2 separate regions of the Homo sapiens genome follow, and region 1 is linked to region 2. Evidence: read pairs that join two places in POLR2A ChIA-PET (ENCODE). Cell type or tissue: OCI-LY7. All regions are shown on one strand. Links, peaks and the distances in the headings refer to the core of each region. The heading gives the core; the rest is flanking DNA.

The links. ChIA-PET counts read pairs that join two places held together with the same protein. Peaks named below come from ENCODE experiments on the same cell type or tissue, not always from the same donor. Only the 100,000 strongest peaks of a DNase experiment are listed, where the experiment ranks them.
Region 1: POLR2A ChIA-PET joins it to region 2 with 22 read pairs; 21 of 35 experiments call an interaction of 5 or more read pairs at or near these places.

Annotation. Positions count from the first base shown.
Region 1 is chr19:14,340,823-14,348,444 of GRCh38, reverse strand. All of the region lies in intron 1 of LINC01841 (long intergenic non-protein coding RNA 1841), which reads left to right. It overlaps LINC01842 (long intergenic non-protein coding RNA 1842), which reads right to left. Exons shown (of 2, transcript NR_134916.1): 2 at 4,532-5,019. Among named protein-coding and RNA genes, the nearest start is that of LINC01842, 11 kb to the right of the region's middle. RefSeq lists an enhancer at 1-131. In OCI-LY7, for the core only: no CTCF peak of the experiment used is centred there; no DNase peak of the experiment used is centred there.
Region 2 is chr19:14,123,865-14,131,486 of GRCh38, reverse strand. It overlaps ASF1B (anti-silencing function 1B histone chaperone), which reads left to right. Exons shown (of 4, transcript NM_018154.3): 2 at 5,250-5,365. Among named protein-coding and RNA genes, the nearest start is that of ASF1B, 8.9 kb to the left of the region's middle. RefSeq lists an enhancer at 2,813-2,922. In OCI-LY7, for the core only: no CTCF peak of the experiment used is centred there; a DNase peak (open chromatin) is centred at 3,056; H3K4me3 peaks cover 1,084 bases; H3K27ac peaks cover 2,144 bases.

The DNA.
Region 1 (7,622 bases), core at 2,029-4,528, 220 kb before region 2:
GGGGGTGGTGGGCTGCAGAGTCCGGGCAGCTGAGGGCTCCCTCCATCTGTCCACGCGTGCTCTGATTCCATTCCCAAAACTAGTTCAGCAGCTCCATGCCTGGGGGAGGGGGAGACGCACTTACCATGTTCGTGTTCTTCCTTAACTTTATATAGGTTAGAGCTGGGCGCAGCGCTTGGTGTCAGTGGGTCTTGGGTGCACATTTGTGGAATGGTGAATGGGTGAATCCCCGTTTTACAGATGGGGAAACTGAGGCTCAGGGAGGCGATGCGGCTCACCCAGGTTCATAGAGCCAGAAAATGGCAAGGCTGGGATTGGAGACACCAGGCCTGTGTGAGTCCAGAGTCAGCCCATTTTGTTTGTTTGTTTGTTTGAGACACGGTTTTGCTCTGTCACTCAGGCTGGAGTGCAGTGGCAGGATCTTGGCTCAGTGCAACCTCTGCCTCCTGGGTTCAAGCCATCTCCTGCCTCAGACTCCCGAGTAGCTGGGATTACAGGCACGCGCCACCACGCCCAGCTAATTTTTTGTATTTTTAGTAGAGACAGGGTTTCACCACGTTGACCAGGCTGGTGTGAAACTCCTGACCTCAAGTGATCTGCCCGCCTCAGCTTCCTAAAGTGCTGGGATTACAGGCGTGATGCTTGGCCAAGAGTCAGCCAATGTTTAAAAAACAATGTATGTTTAAAAAACATTGTATTTGGCTGGGCGTCATGGCTCACGCCTATAATCCCAGCACTTTGGGAGGCTGAGGCGGGTGAATTACTGGAGGTCAGGATTTCAAGACCAGCCTGGCCAACATGGCGAAACCCCGTCTCTACTAAAAATACAAAACTAGCTGGGCGTGGTGGCATGCGCCTGTAATCCCGGTTACTCGGGAGGCTGAGGCAGGAGACTCCTTTGAACCCGGGAGGCAGAGGTTGCAGTGAGCTGAGGTCACGCCATTGCACTCCAGCCTGGGCAAAAAGAGCGAAACTTCGTCTCAAAAGAACAAACAAACAACAACAACAACAAAAATTGTATTTTATTTATTGCAGAGACGAGAAGTCTTGCCATGTTGCCCGGGTTGGTCTCCAACTCTTGGGCTCAAGACATCCTCCTGCTTCAGGCTCCCTCAGTGCTGAGATTTCAGGTGAGCACTACCTCGCCCAGCCTAAAAACATTTTTCAATAGATTTTCTAGTTACCCAAAGTGATACAGGATTCCCTCTGGGAAGCTAAAGCCCTTCCTGTCCCTCCTTATCTCAATTCCGAGATGATGGTGGGGAGGGTCTCCTTTCATCCTACCCTCTTTGCCTTCAAAAGCATGTCTACACATGCCTAAGGGGTCTCTGGGTTTCTAGCTGGGTCATAAACTTCTCCTGTCTGGGCTGGGCACAGTGGCTCATGCCAATAATCCCAGCACTTTGGGAGGACAAGGTGGGAGGATCACTTAAGATCAGGAGTTCGAGACCAGCCTGGTCAACATGGAGTGACCCTGTCTCTACTAAAAATACAAAAATTAGCTGGGTGTGGTGGCACGCGCCTGTAGCTACTTGGGAGACTGAGGCATGAGAATCGTTTGAACCCAGGAGGCAGAGGTTGCAGTGAGCTGAGATGGTGCCACTGCACTCCAGCCTGGGCAACAGAGCAAGACTCCATCTCAAAAAACAAAAACAAAAACACAACAACAAAACACTTACCCTGTCTGGGCCTCAGTTGCCTCGTCTCTAAAATGGTTTTAATGGTCATTGAACCACTTTCCAGGGTGTCTGTGAGTTGCACAAAAAGCTGGTCTGGGCAGGGCCCCACATCTGGGTGGAATTGGGGGTCTCCTCTGCTGGTTTATACATCTTGGTAGGAAAACACACCAGGTGTGGATGATCCTGCTGTTTCCTTAGTTCAAGGACTTGGTGCACAGTGGGTATGTGTGGTCTAATGCTGCCGGTGCACCCACTGTGTCTGCATTTGAATAATGTGCGTGCACTGAGCTGTTTCCACGTGGGGCCCAGTGGCTTCCCGTAGACCAGGGTTTCTCAATGTCAGCACTCTTGACATTTGGGGCCACATCATTTTTTGCTCTGGGGAACTGTTCTGTGCCTTGTAGGATTTTTTTTTTTTTGCAGGGGAGATGAGGTCTTGCTATGTTGCCCAGGCTGGCCTTGGACTCATGGCCTCAAGTGATCCTCGTGCCTTGACTTCCCGAAGTGCTGGGATCACAGGCCTTAGCCACCTTGCCCAGTCCCTTGTAGGACATTGAGCGTCCCTGAACTGGACCCACTAAATGCCAGGAGTACCCCTGCCCCCATTTTTTTTTTTTTTTTTTTTTTTTGAGATGGAGTCTCACTCTGTCGCCCAGGCTGGAGTGAGGTGGAATGATCTTGGCTCACTGCAACCTCTGCCTCCCAGGTTCAAGTGATTCCCCCACCTCAGCCTCTCGAGTAGCTGGGATTACAGGCACTAACCACCACACCTGGCTAATTTTTGTATTTTTAGTAGAGATGGAGTTTTCCCCATATTGGCCACGCTGGTCTTGAACTCCTCACCTCAAGTGATCCGCCCACTTTGGTCTCCCAAAGTGCTGGGGTTACAAGTGTAAGTCACTGTGTCTGGCCCCCTGCCCCAATTTTACAGCCAGAAATACCTTCAGACATTGCCAAATGTCTCCTGGGTGACAGAGTTACCCTCATTGAGACCCATTGCTGTGTATACTTCTGGGAGGTACACATACAGGTCAGAAACAGACCCTGATAGAGGGTTGGAGGGCAAGTGGTTTATTTGGGAAATGAACACAGGAAACCTGGGGAGGGGAGAAGAGAGATGACAAGGGATATCAAACAGGTTGTCACTACGGAAAACTGGGGCCTGATCCCTCCAGGGGTCTCTGGGAGACTGTGGATTAGGCATATGCTGGGGAGGGAGCTGGGGTATTTATCCACCAACTCATTCCATTTCTGGCTCAGGGCTACTCCCAGGGATGTCAATTTCCCACACTCTGTCTCCTGTTCAAGTACACTGAAGTGATCAGGTCCCAGATGTGGCCAGGGTCCAGCGGGACATCTCTGCAGCGGTTTCTGTTCCTTTTTGTGCGAGCCCACCCGGGCTTTTGGTCTCTTCGGGCTGTGCGAGCCCACCCGGATGTCTGCAGCCGGCTGTGTGTATATTTGGTGTGCCAGTGTGTGTTTATCTGCCATGCATGTGTTTGCGTCTGTATTTATCTGGCACAAGTGTGCTTGTCTTTGTTTTCCCTTCTGCTCCATCTCCACGAATGTGGGGGAAACTTCTGTTTTTAATCAGGGGCCAGGGAACTGTCTTACTGCCACATTAGCAACTGTGTTATTAATGAGGCCGATCGGAAGTGATTTTTCGTACTTGCTCCGAGGTCTGAGTCAAGGCACCATGCCCAAAGCTCTCCCAGAGGGTAGCCTCAAAGCCCTGCCAGCTTCTTGTATGCCCAAGAGGAAAACTGAGGCACAGTCAGGGAAAGGGAGTTAACACCTATTGGAAACTGATTATCTGCAAAGCATTTCACATGCATAAATGCTTAATGAGTTCTTATGCCTACTACATATAAGGAAAGGAATTCATGTTCCCATTTACTGATGAGGAAGCTGAGGCTGGGGTGAGGTCCAGAGCTCTTGTGGAAGCTGATGGCTCTGGGGTCTCCAATACCCATTTCTTTGTTCCTTTCAAATGGCAACCATTCTTGTGTGTTTGTGGTGGGAAGGGGACAGGGCAGGGTATCACTCTGTTGCCCAGGCTGGAGTGCAGTGGCACAATCTCAGCTCACTGCAACCTCTGCCTCCCGTCTCATGGGTTCAAGAGATTCTCCTGCCTCAGCCTCCCAAGTAGCTGGGATTAGAGGTGTGCACCACCATGCCTGGCTAATCTTTGTATTTTTGGTAGACACAGGGTTTCACCATGATGACCAGGCTGGTCTCTGTCACGTGCATCCGTGTGAAAAGGGTCCACCAAACAGGCTTTGCGTGAGCAATAAAGCTTTTTTTTGGGTGCAGGCAGGGCTGAGTCCGAAAAGAGAGTCAGCAAAGGGTGATGGGATTATCATTAGTTCTTATAGGTTTGGGATAGGTGGTGGAGTTAGGTGCAATTTTTTTTTTTCTGAGACTGAGTCTCGCTCTGTCGCCCAGGCTGGAGTGCAGTGGCGCAATCTTGGCTCACTGCAAGCTCCATCTCCCAGGTTCACGCCATTCTCCTGGCTCAGCCTCCCAAGTAGCTGGGACTACAGGCGCCCACCACCATGCCTGGTTAATTTTTTGTATTTTTAGTAGAGACAGGGTTTCACCATGTTAGCCAGGATGGTCTCGATCTCCTGACCTCGTGGTCCACCCACCTCGGCCTCGCAAAGTGCTGGGATTACAGGCATGAGCCACCGCGCCCAGCCAGGAGCAATTTTTTTGCAGGCAGGGGGTGGATCATACAAAGTACATTCTCAAGTTGGGTGGGGAGAATATTACAATCTACCTTCTCAAGGGTGGGGAGGGTGTATCCTACAAAGTACATTCATAAGGGCGGGGGAATATCACAAAGTACATTATTGCAAGGGCGGGGAGGGTATATTGTCACAAAGTCAGTTGAACAGTTAGGGTTGGGCAGGAACAAATCACGATGGTGGGATGTCATCAGTTAAGGAGGAACTGGCTATTTTCACTTCTTTTGTGGATCTTCAGTTGCTTCAGGCCATCTGGATGTATATGCAGGTCACAGGGGATATGATGGCTTAGCTTGGGCTCAGAGGCCTGACAGCCTCGAACTCCTGACCTCAAGTGATTTGCCTGCCTTGGCCTCCCAAAGTGCTGGGATTACAGGCATAAACCACCATGCCTGGCCTCAGATGGCAACCATTCTTAAAGCTCTCCAGGACTGTTGGTGCTCAGCAGTGCCTCAGTTTCCCCTTCTGGTCACATGAGTCCTTCCCAGCAAACCAGCCCTTGGGTGTCTGAAGAATCCCTGCTGCTTGGCAGGGTGCCAGGGTTCTTGTACTTTCCTCCTGTGGATGCTCCAGGCCCAGGGGCCTGGCTGGCTCTGTGAACACAGATATTAATTAGCATTCATTAAAAACCCCCTGTGCGGTGAGAGCGGCTCTGGTAGATCCTCAGGCTCTGAAATACCTAGAAGCTGACTGGGGTCCCCAGAGCGTGGCAGTTGCTGCCTGGACCAAGAGCAGGGCCTATGGGTAGCGCCACCTGAAACGTCTTTTGTCGTTTTTTTGAGATGCAGTCTCGCCATGTTGCCCAGGCCGGTCTCGAACTCCTGACCTCGTGATCTGCCTGCCTTGGCCTCTCAAAGTGCTGGGATTACAGGTGTGAGCCACCACGCCCAGCCTACCTGGAAGGTCTTAACCAGTCAGGGCTTCTCCCTGGCCCAGTCCTGGGGGACTAGGCTGCAGTCCCTGTTTCTCCCTATGGCTATGGAACATTTGTGCTGAAAGAGACCCTCACTCCAACGCCCAGGAGATGGAGCCCGTGGTCCCCCAGAGGGTCCCATGGTCAGCTACCGAGGCTCAAGTCCCTGCTCTGGCACCCACCTGACCTCAGGCAAGTTGCTTACTCGCTCCTTGCCTCCGTTTCCTCATCTATAACATGAAGGTATTTTCTGCCTTGCAAGGTTGTTGGAATACATAAATGACCATGTGCGTTTCATGTCATATACACGTAAGGGCTCAGCAGCCACTGAGACCAGCTCTGCCTCTTACCAGCGGTGTGATCTGCTCACAGGGAATCCATGTACCTGGGTATCAGTTTTCTGTCTGTAAAATGGGGCTATCGACCGGGCACGGTGGCTCATACCTGTAATCCCAGCACTTTGGGAGGCCAAGGCCGGCAGATCACCAGAGGTCAGGAGTTGGAGACCAGCCTGGCCAACATGGCAAAACCCCGTCTCTACTAAAAATACAAAAATTACCCGGGCGTGGTGGCACTTGCCTGTAGGCCCAGCTACTCAGGAGGCTGAGGCAGGAGAATCGCTTGAACCCGGGAGGCAGAAGTTACAGTGAGCCGAGATCGCACCATTTCACTCCAGCCCGGGTGACAGAGCGAGACCGTGTCTCGGAAAAAAAAAAAAAGATATGTTGATTCAGGTGCGGTGGCTCATGCCTGTTCCCAGGCTATAATTTGAATTTTGAGAGGCTAAGGCAGGAGGATTGCTTGAGGCCAGGAGTTTGAGGTTGGTCTGGGCAACCCTATCTCTATTAAAAACACAGCAAGACCCTATCTCTATTAAAAACAAACAAACAAACAAACAACAAAAAACAGAAGGCTGAGTGTAGTGGCTCATGCCTGTAATCCCAGCATTTTGGGAGGCTGAGGTGGGTGGATTGCTTGAGGTCAAGAGTTTGAGACCAGCCTAGGCAACATGGTGAAACTCTGTCTCTACCAAAAATACAAAAATTAGCTGGGCATGGTGGCATGCAGGAGGCAGAGGTTGCAGTGAGTGGAGATCACGTCACTGCACTCCAGCCTGGGCGACAGAGCGAGAGTGTCTCAAAAAAAAAAAAAAATGAAGTCGTAACCCTGGGTTCTCCTGAATGAATTATTTGGAAACAGGGTCTTTGCAGATATAATCAGTTAAGTTAATGTGAGGTCACATTGGATTAGGGTGGGCTCTAAATCCAATATGGCTGGTGTCTTTATTTATTTATTTAATTTTTTTTTTTTTTTAGACAGGGTCTTGCTCTGTTGTCCAGGCTGGAGTGCAGTGGTGCAATCATAGCTCACTGCAGCCTCAATATCCAGGGCTCAGGGGATCCTCCCACCTCAGTCTCCCAAGTAGCTAAGACTACAGGTGAGCACCACCATGCTTGGCTAATTTTGTATATTGTTTTGCAGAGACGGGGTTTTGCTATGTTGCCCAGGCTGGTCTTGAACCCCTGGGCTCAAGCGATCCTCCCACTTTGGCCTCCCAAAGTGCTGGGATTACATGCGTGAACTACTGTACCTGGCTGCACTTCACTTTTTTTTTTAATTTTTGGGACGGAGTCTCACACTGTCGCCCAGGCTGGAGTGCAGTGGTGCGATCCTGGCTCACTGCAACCTCTGCCTCCCGGGTTCAAGCGATTCTCCTGTCTCAGCCTCCTGAGTAGCTGGGACTACAAGCGCATACCACCAAGCCCGGCTAATTTTTGTATTTTTAGTAGAGACAGGGTTTTGCCATGTTGGCCAGGCTGGCTTCAAACTCCTGACCTCAAGTGATCCACCTGCCTCAGCCTCCCAAAGTGCTGGGATTACAGACATGAGCCATTGCACTCGGCCTGCACTTCATGTTTTAATGCACTCTGCCAAGTTGCTCCCCAAAAGTGCTGTGCACGTTGCACTCCCTTCCAAATGGAACCTTTCTAAGAATGTATTTCAAATATAGGTCATAGCTGCCCAGTGATGCTGCATTCTGGTCATAATAGTGGTTTTGTCCAGAGTGAGAGAGGTGCGGAGGCTTTCTTTATTTTGTTTTATTTTATTTTTTAAAAGATGGGGTCTCTCTCTGTCACTCAGGTTGGAGTGCAGTGGTGCGATCATAGCTCACTGCAGCCTCAAACTCCTGGGCTCAAGTGATCCTCCCATCTCAGCCTCCCAAATAGCTGGGCCTATAGGCATGCACTACCATGCTCAGCTAATTCTTTTGTTGTTGTTGTT
Region 2 (7,622 bases), core at 1,698-4,197:
AGAAAAAGCCAGGTGTGGTGGCTCACACCTGTAATCCCAGCACTTTGGGAGGCCGAGGCGGATGGATCACAAGGTCAGGAGTTCGAGACCAGCCTAACCGACGTGGTGAAACCCCGGCTCTACTAAATACAAAAATTAGCCAGGCATGGTGGCACGCAGCTATAATCCCAGCTACTCAGGAGGCTGAGGCAGAAGAATCGCTAGAACCCGGGAGGCAGAGGTTGCAGTGAGCTGAGATTGTGCCACTGCACTCCAACCTGGGTGACAGAGCGAGACTCTGTTTCAAAAAAAAAAAAAGAAAAAAAAAATGGCCAGGCACAGTGGCTTACCCCTGTAATCCCAGCATTTTGGGAGACCAAGGCAGGTGGATCATCTGAGGTCAGGAGTTTGAGACCAGCCTGGCCAATGTGGTGAAACCCTGTCTCTACTAAAAATACAAAAGTTAGCCAGGCTTGGTGGCAGGTGCCTGTAGTCCCAGCTATTTGGGAGGCTGAGGCAGGAGAAGCGCTTGAACCCGGGAGATGGAAATTGCAGTGAGCCCAGATTGCGCCATTGCACTCCAGCCTGGGCGACAGAGCAAGACTGTCTCAAAAAAACAACAACAAAAAAGCAGGAAGCAGACTTTTTAGCTAGTTCAGCTATACTAATTGTGTACATGTCTTTAGTCTTATCATTTATATATATATATATATATATATACACACAAACACACAGTGGAGGTATGTCTTGCACAGGGACTAGCTTGTGAAGTTAGCGCAGAGAGATAACATGGGACACAGTTGAGTTGCCTTGACATTGCTCAGAAGGTTAGGTACACACGTCATGTGTACAGCTGTGTCCTGTACTCATAGCTATGAGTTCCTGCTGTATTGGTGATTTGTGTCCCATGTATAATTCTAAAGAAAGATTATATTTAGAGATGAAATCATACACGTATGTCTCTACTTATAACACTGCAGCCAGATTTTTTTTTTTTTTTTTAAAGAGATAGGGTGTCACTATGTTGCCCAGACTGGACTTGAACTCCTGGGCTTAAGCAGTCCTCCCACCTCAGCTTCCTAAGTAGCTGGAACCACAGGTGCACATCACCATGCCTGGGCACTTCAGCAAATTTAAGATGATTCTCGACTGGGCATAGTGGCTCATGCCTGTAATCCCAGCACTTTGGGAGGCCAAGGCAGGCGGATCACAAGGTCAGGAGATCGAGACCATCTTGGCTAACACAGTGAAACCCCGTCTCTACTAAAAATAGAAAAAAAAATTAGCCGGGCGTGGTGGGGGGTGCCTGTAGTCCCAGCTGATTAGGAGGCTGAGGCACAAGAATGGCATGAACCCGGGAGGCGGAGCTTGCAGTGAGCCGAGATCGTGCCACTGCACTCTAGTCTGGGCAACAGAGTGAGACTCCATGTCAAAATAAAATAAAATAAATTAGAATTACAGGTGCACACCACCACGCCCAGCTAATTTTTTATATTTTTAGTAGAGATGGAGTCTCACTCTGTCACCCAGGCTGGAGTGCAGAGGCACGATCTCAGTTCACTGCAACCTCAGCCTCCCGAGTAGCTGAGACTACAGGGGCATGCCACCACGCCTGGCTAATTTTTTGTATTTTTTGTATCACCATGTTGCCCAGGCTGATCTCGAACTTCTGAGCTCAAGCAATCCACCCGCCTCAGCCTCCCAAAGTGCTAGGATTACAGCCATGATCCAATGATCCACCTCACCTGGCCCTATACCTATAACTCTTTTTTTCTTCCTTTCTTTCCTTCTTTCTTCTTTTTTTTTTTTTTTTTTTTTTTTTTTTTTTTGACGGAGGCTGGCTCTGTTGCCCAGGCTGGAGTGCAGTGGCAAAATCTCGGCTCACTGCAATCTCTGCTGCCTCCCAGGTTCAAGCAGTTCTTATGCCTCAGACTCCTGAGTAGCTGGAATTACAGGTGCACACCATCATGCCCAGCTAAATTTTTATATTTTTAGTAGAGATGGGGTTTCACCATGTTGCCCAGGTTGGTCTCGAACTCGTGAGCTCAGGCAATCTGCCTGCCTCGGCCTCCCAAAGTGCTAGGATTACAGGTGTGAGCTGCCGTGCCCAACCAGCTTCTGTAACTCTTGAGTCAGTATTTCTCTACAGCCGTTAGTTAATTCTCCAGTTTCTTTCCAGCCCTGGTTGAAAGAGCCATTTCAGCCCCTGTGCCTGACAGTCAACACAGTACATTTTTTCTTTTTCTTTTTTTTCCTTTGAGATAGGGTCTCTGTCGTCCAGGCTGGAATGCAGTGGCTCGATCATGGCTCACTGCAGCCCTGAACTCCTAGGCTCAAGCGATCCTCCAACCTTAGCCTCCCGCATAGCTGGGACCACCGGCACGCGCCACCACACCCAATTAATTTTGTTGATTTTTAATAGAGTCGAGTCTGCCTATGTTGCAGGGGCCCATTTATTTCGGTGAGTTTCCACATGCTCTTTGTTTAGGTTTTGCCGATTAGTATTGACCTCAGCTGGACAACATCAGGTGCTCGTGGGTACACTTTAGTCTTTTTTGTCTACCTTCCCAGGACATGAATTAAATGCACCCGTACAGGATTCTACCGGCTATGAGAGGAAAGGGCTCAAGGATATACACCAAAATGATACAACTGCTTTAGAAAGGAGAGAGCAGGGCTGGCTGGCTTTTCTGTCTTCCCCCAAAACTTGATTCCAGTTGTGTCACTACTTGTAACAAAAATAAATCAACAGGCTGGACATGATGGCTCAGACAAATTCCAGCACTTTGGGAGGCCAAGGCGGGAGGATTGCTTGAGACCAGGCTGGGCAACCAAGCAAGACCTCATCTCTAAAAACAATTTAAAAATTCCCTGGGCGTGTGGCACAAGCCTGTGGTCCCAGCTACTTGGGAGGCTAAGGCAAGAGAATCACTTGAGCGCAGGAATTTGTGGCTGTAGTGAGCTATGATTATGCCACTGCACTGCAGCCTGGGTGACGGACCGAGACCCCATCTCCAGTGAAAAAAGTCAACTTCCTCCCTGCAAATAGTAAGAGGCTAGTTCGACCAAACACCTGTGAGTTCAATGGTCACCCGTATCCTACAGACCTGCTATAGGGTTCCTGAGTGAAACCACAAAGGGACAGGCAGCCAGTGCATCAAAGAAGGGCATGGGGCTCAGGTGACAAGCCTCTGTAGTCATGACCTGGCAGCAGCATGCTTCCAAAGTTGGATGCTCTTGTGGGACACTGGACCAAGGAACAGGGCAGCTTCTGAGAGAGTTTGCTTCCTGTGAAAATCACAGCTTGTGAAACTTCCCCCAGCTGCTAGAGCTGAAGGGTTGTGTAATTTCTAAAGAGCCAAAAATAAGTTTCAAGCCTCTTGCCAAGCCTCCCTGTACCAGCATGACCTTGCCCCTGATACACTTGGACCTCCTGCAAGAGGCCATGTTGACCGGAATTTCCTGTGATTGACAGCCAGAGGTTCCATAAGCACTTTCCTTTCATCTCAATGGAGCATATTCAGGGGAGGGGGCCCTCCTGCTGGATGGGGTGCAAGAGTTAGGGTTTGAGGCTGGGCACGGTGGCTCACACCTGTAATCCCAGCACTTTGGGAGGCGGAGGCGGATGGATGACCTGAGGTCAGGAGTTCGAGACCAACCTGGCCAACATGGTGAAACCCCATCTCTACTAAAAATACAAAACATTAGCCGGCTGTGGTGGCGGGCGCCTATAATCCCAGCTACTCAGGAGGCTGAGGCAGGAGAATCACTTGAACCCGGGAGGCAGAGGTTGCAGTGAGCCGAGATCTCACCATTGCACTCTAGCCTGGACAACAAGAGTGAAACTGTCAAAAAAAAAAAGTGTTTGGAGGATCACCCCGGGATGCCACATTTGTTGACTGAGTTGCCCAAATGTCTCTAAGTAGGCATGACTTGGTGCCAGATCTGGAAGACCAGGGTGGCTGGCTCCCTGAGCAACCTCACCTTCCCCCTCCTGCAGGCTGGCTCTCCTGCCGGATTGGAATCTGCCACCCTGCCCCAGTTGTCGAGGGATCCACTTCGTTGAGTGGCACCGGTCCCTGTGTGTGAAAGAGGATGCTGCTTCCTATCCCAGCACCCAGTGGGCAGGGCCCTGAAATGACCCAACTCCCTGCCGTTCCCTTCTCAGCACGTCTGTGTCACGTGGCTCTTAATTCAGCCTCTGCCATACAGTTCACGCTCAGGCCTTGAGAGGCCCAGGTTTCCCCAGAGGTATAGTCAAGGTCACCTGTCATAGCTAGGCTTACAAGACAGAATTCCCTAATGGAGGTAGAGCTTTGTGCCCACCTCAGCATTCAAGACTGCAGTGCCTGGCACTAAGTGTCTGACAGATGGAATAATAGTCTTTTAACATATTAAGGATCTGTCTAAAATTACCACAAGGCTGGGCACAGCAGCCCACACCTGTGATCCCAACATGGTGGGAGTCCGAGGCAGGAGGATCGCTTGAGCCCAGGAGGTTGAGGCTACAGTGAGCCATGAACATCCCGCTGCACACCAGCCTAGGCAACAGAGGGAGACTGTCTCAAAAAATAAGTAAATAAAAATAAAATAGAAGATGTGGCCGGGCGCAGTGGCTCACACCTGTAATCCCACCAGTTTGGAAGGCTGAGGCGGGCAGATCACTTGAAGTCAGGAGTTGGATACCAGCTTGGCCAACATGGTGAAACCCCATCTCTACTAAAAATACAAAAACAGGCCAGGTACAGTGGCTCACACCTGTCATCCCAGCACTTTGGGAGGCCAAGGCGGGTGGATCACCTGAGGTCAGGAGTTCTAAACCAGCCTGATCAACATGGTGAAACCCTGTCTCTACTAAAAATAAAAAAATTAGCCAGCCATGATGGCAGGTGCCTGTAATTCCAGCTACTCAGTAGGCTGAGACAGGAGAATCGCTTGAACCTGGGAGGCAGAGATTGCAGTGAGCCAAGATCACACCATTGTACTCCAACCTGGGTGACAAGAGTGAAACTCCATCTCAAAAAAGAAAAAAAAAATTAGCTAGGCGTGGCAGCGGGCACCTATAATCCCAGCCACTCGGGAGGCTGAGGTATGAGAATCACTGGAACCTGGGAGGCGGAAGTTGCAGTGAGCTGAGATCGCATCACTGTATTCTAACCTGTGTGACAGAACGAGACTCCATCTCAAAAAAAAAAAAAAATACAAGAGCCTATCCCTGCCTTCTTGCTGTTGAGCTATTTCAATTAGTTAACCCTCCTATATCTTTGCAGACCTGGAGTGGAAGATCATTTATGTTGGCTCGGCTGAGAGTGAGGAATTTGATCAGATCCTAGACTCGGTGCTGGTGGGCCCTGTGCCAGCAGGGAGACACATGTTTGTCTTTCAGGTAAGAAAGATGAGGCCTTAGGCCTTAGCCCTTGATTCCTAGAAACATCCTCTTTTACCTGAAATCCCACAGAGTGCTTCAGGAATCAAAAGTTCAAGTTCAGCTGGGCACGGGCTCACGCCTATAGACCCAGCTACTCCAGGGACTGAGGTGAGAGGATTGCTTGAGCCCGGGAGTCTGAGGCTGCAGTGAGCCACTGCACTCCAGCCTAGGCAACACAGTGAGACCCTGTCTCTAAAAAAGAAAAAAACAAGTATTAAAAACATAGAGGCCGGGCACAGTTGCTCACACCTGTAATCCCAGCACTTTGGGAGGCCGAGGTGGGAGGATTGCTTGAGGCCAGGAGTTTGAGACCAGCTGGGGCAATATAGTGAGACCGCATCTCTACAAAAAATGTAAAAATCAGCAGAGCATGGTGGTGTGCGCCTGTAGTCTCAGATACTTGGGAGGCTGAAATGGGAGGATCACTTGAGCCTGGGAGATGGAAGCTACAATGAGCCAAGACCACACCACTGCACTCCAGCCTGGGCAACAGTAAGACCCAGTCTCAATCAATCAATTAAAACAATTTAAAAGTTCAGGTTCAAATCCTAGTTCTACTGTCAGGAACTATCTGACCTCTCAGAGGCCGTCAGGCCCTCCCTTCCCCCACCTCTGTGTCAAAGCTGCCACTGATTTACAGGCAATTCCCATTATTTACAAGAGTTACGTTCTATAAAGTTGCCGCGAACACTGAATTAGTGAATACTGAACCATTGCCCCAGGGGAAATACAGGGTTAGATTCTTGGAAGTCACATTTTCGTCAGCTGGTTAATACGTAAACTTGTATGTGTGTTTATGTTGAAAAGACACCAGGACGGCTATGATGGCTCAAACCTGTAATCCCAGCACTTTGGGAGGCTGAGGTGGGTGGATCGCCTGAGGTCAGGAGTTCAAGACCAGCCTGGCCAATGTGATGAAACCCCGTCTCTACTAAAAATACAAAAATCAGCCAGGTGTGGTGGCGCATGCCTGTAATCCCAGCTACTCGGGAGGCTGCGGCGGGAGAATCGCTTGAACCTGGGAGATGGAGATTGCAGTGAGCTGAGATCGCACCAGTGCACTCTAGCCTGGGTGATACAGCGATACTCTGTCTCAGAAAAAAAGGAAAGATACCTTATTTAATATATACAGTGGTTCATTTATGTTGAATTCACAGCCAACAGCACTATAACTCTCCTGAATGAAACTTCTCTAATACGCATATTTTCCATAAAGCCTTTCTTGTATCCTACACTGCACTTCAGCACTACCGTTGGGTGCCATCATAGACAGCAAACTCACCAACAAAAAGCACAAAACATGGAAAAAAGCACTAAGTAGGCTGAGGAAAGGACGCTCATTCACAGTGAGAGCTGAGACCAGAAGACAGAGTGTTGCCTTGTTTGACCTCAGGTGGGAACAGGCGTGGTAGGTAACTCTAGGTGGGAACAGGCATGGTAGGTAACTCCAGTTTTTCCCTGCTCTGTGCATGTCTGCAAGTGACTGTGAAAGCAAGCAGGTGTTCATCTTGGGGTTACAAATAAACTTAGCAGGTAGGTGAACTTGCACATATGGAACCCATGAATAATGAGGATGGACTGTAACTCCTAAATGGCTCTCATGCAGCACCCCACCTGGGTTGTCAAATGTAGATTCTGGCCGGGTGTGGTGGCTTCCAGCACTTTGGGAGGCAGAGGCGGGAGGACTGCTTAAGGCCAGGAGTTCCAGACTAGCCTGGGCCACATAGCGAGACCCCCATCTCTACAAAAAATAGAAAAATTAGCCGGGTGTGGTGGCTTGCACCTGTCGTCCCAGCTACTTGGGAGGCTGAAGCAGGAGGCTTGCTTGAGCCTGAGAGTTTGAGGCTACAGCGAGCTATGATTGCACCTCTGCACTGCATTCTGGGTGACAGCGAGACCTGTCTCTACAAAAAAAACATTAACCAGGCATAGTGATGCAGGCCTGTAGTGCCAGCTACTAGGGAGGCTGAAGCAGAAGACTCACTTGAGGCCAGGTGCCATGGCTCACACCTGTAATCTCAACACTTTGGGAGGCTGGGGCAGGCAGATCACTTGGGGTCAGGAGTTAAAGACTAGCCTGGCCAACATGGTGAAACCCTGTCTCTACTAAAAAATACAAAAATTAGCTGGATGTGGTGGTGCACATTTGTTATCCTAGCTACTCGGGAGGCTGAGGCACGAGAATTATTTGAATCCAGGGGGCGGAAGTTACAGT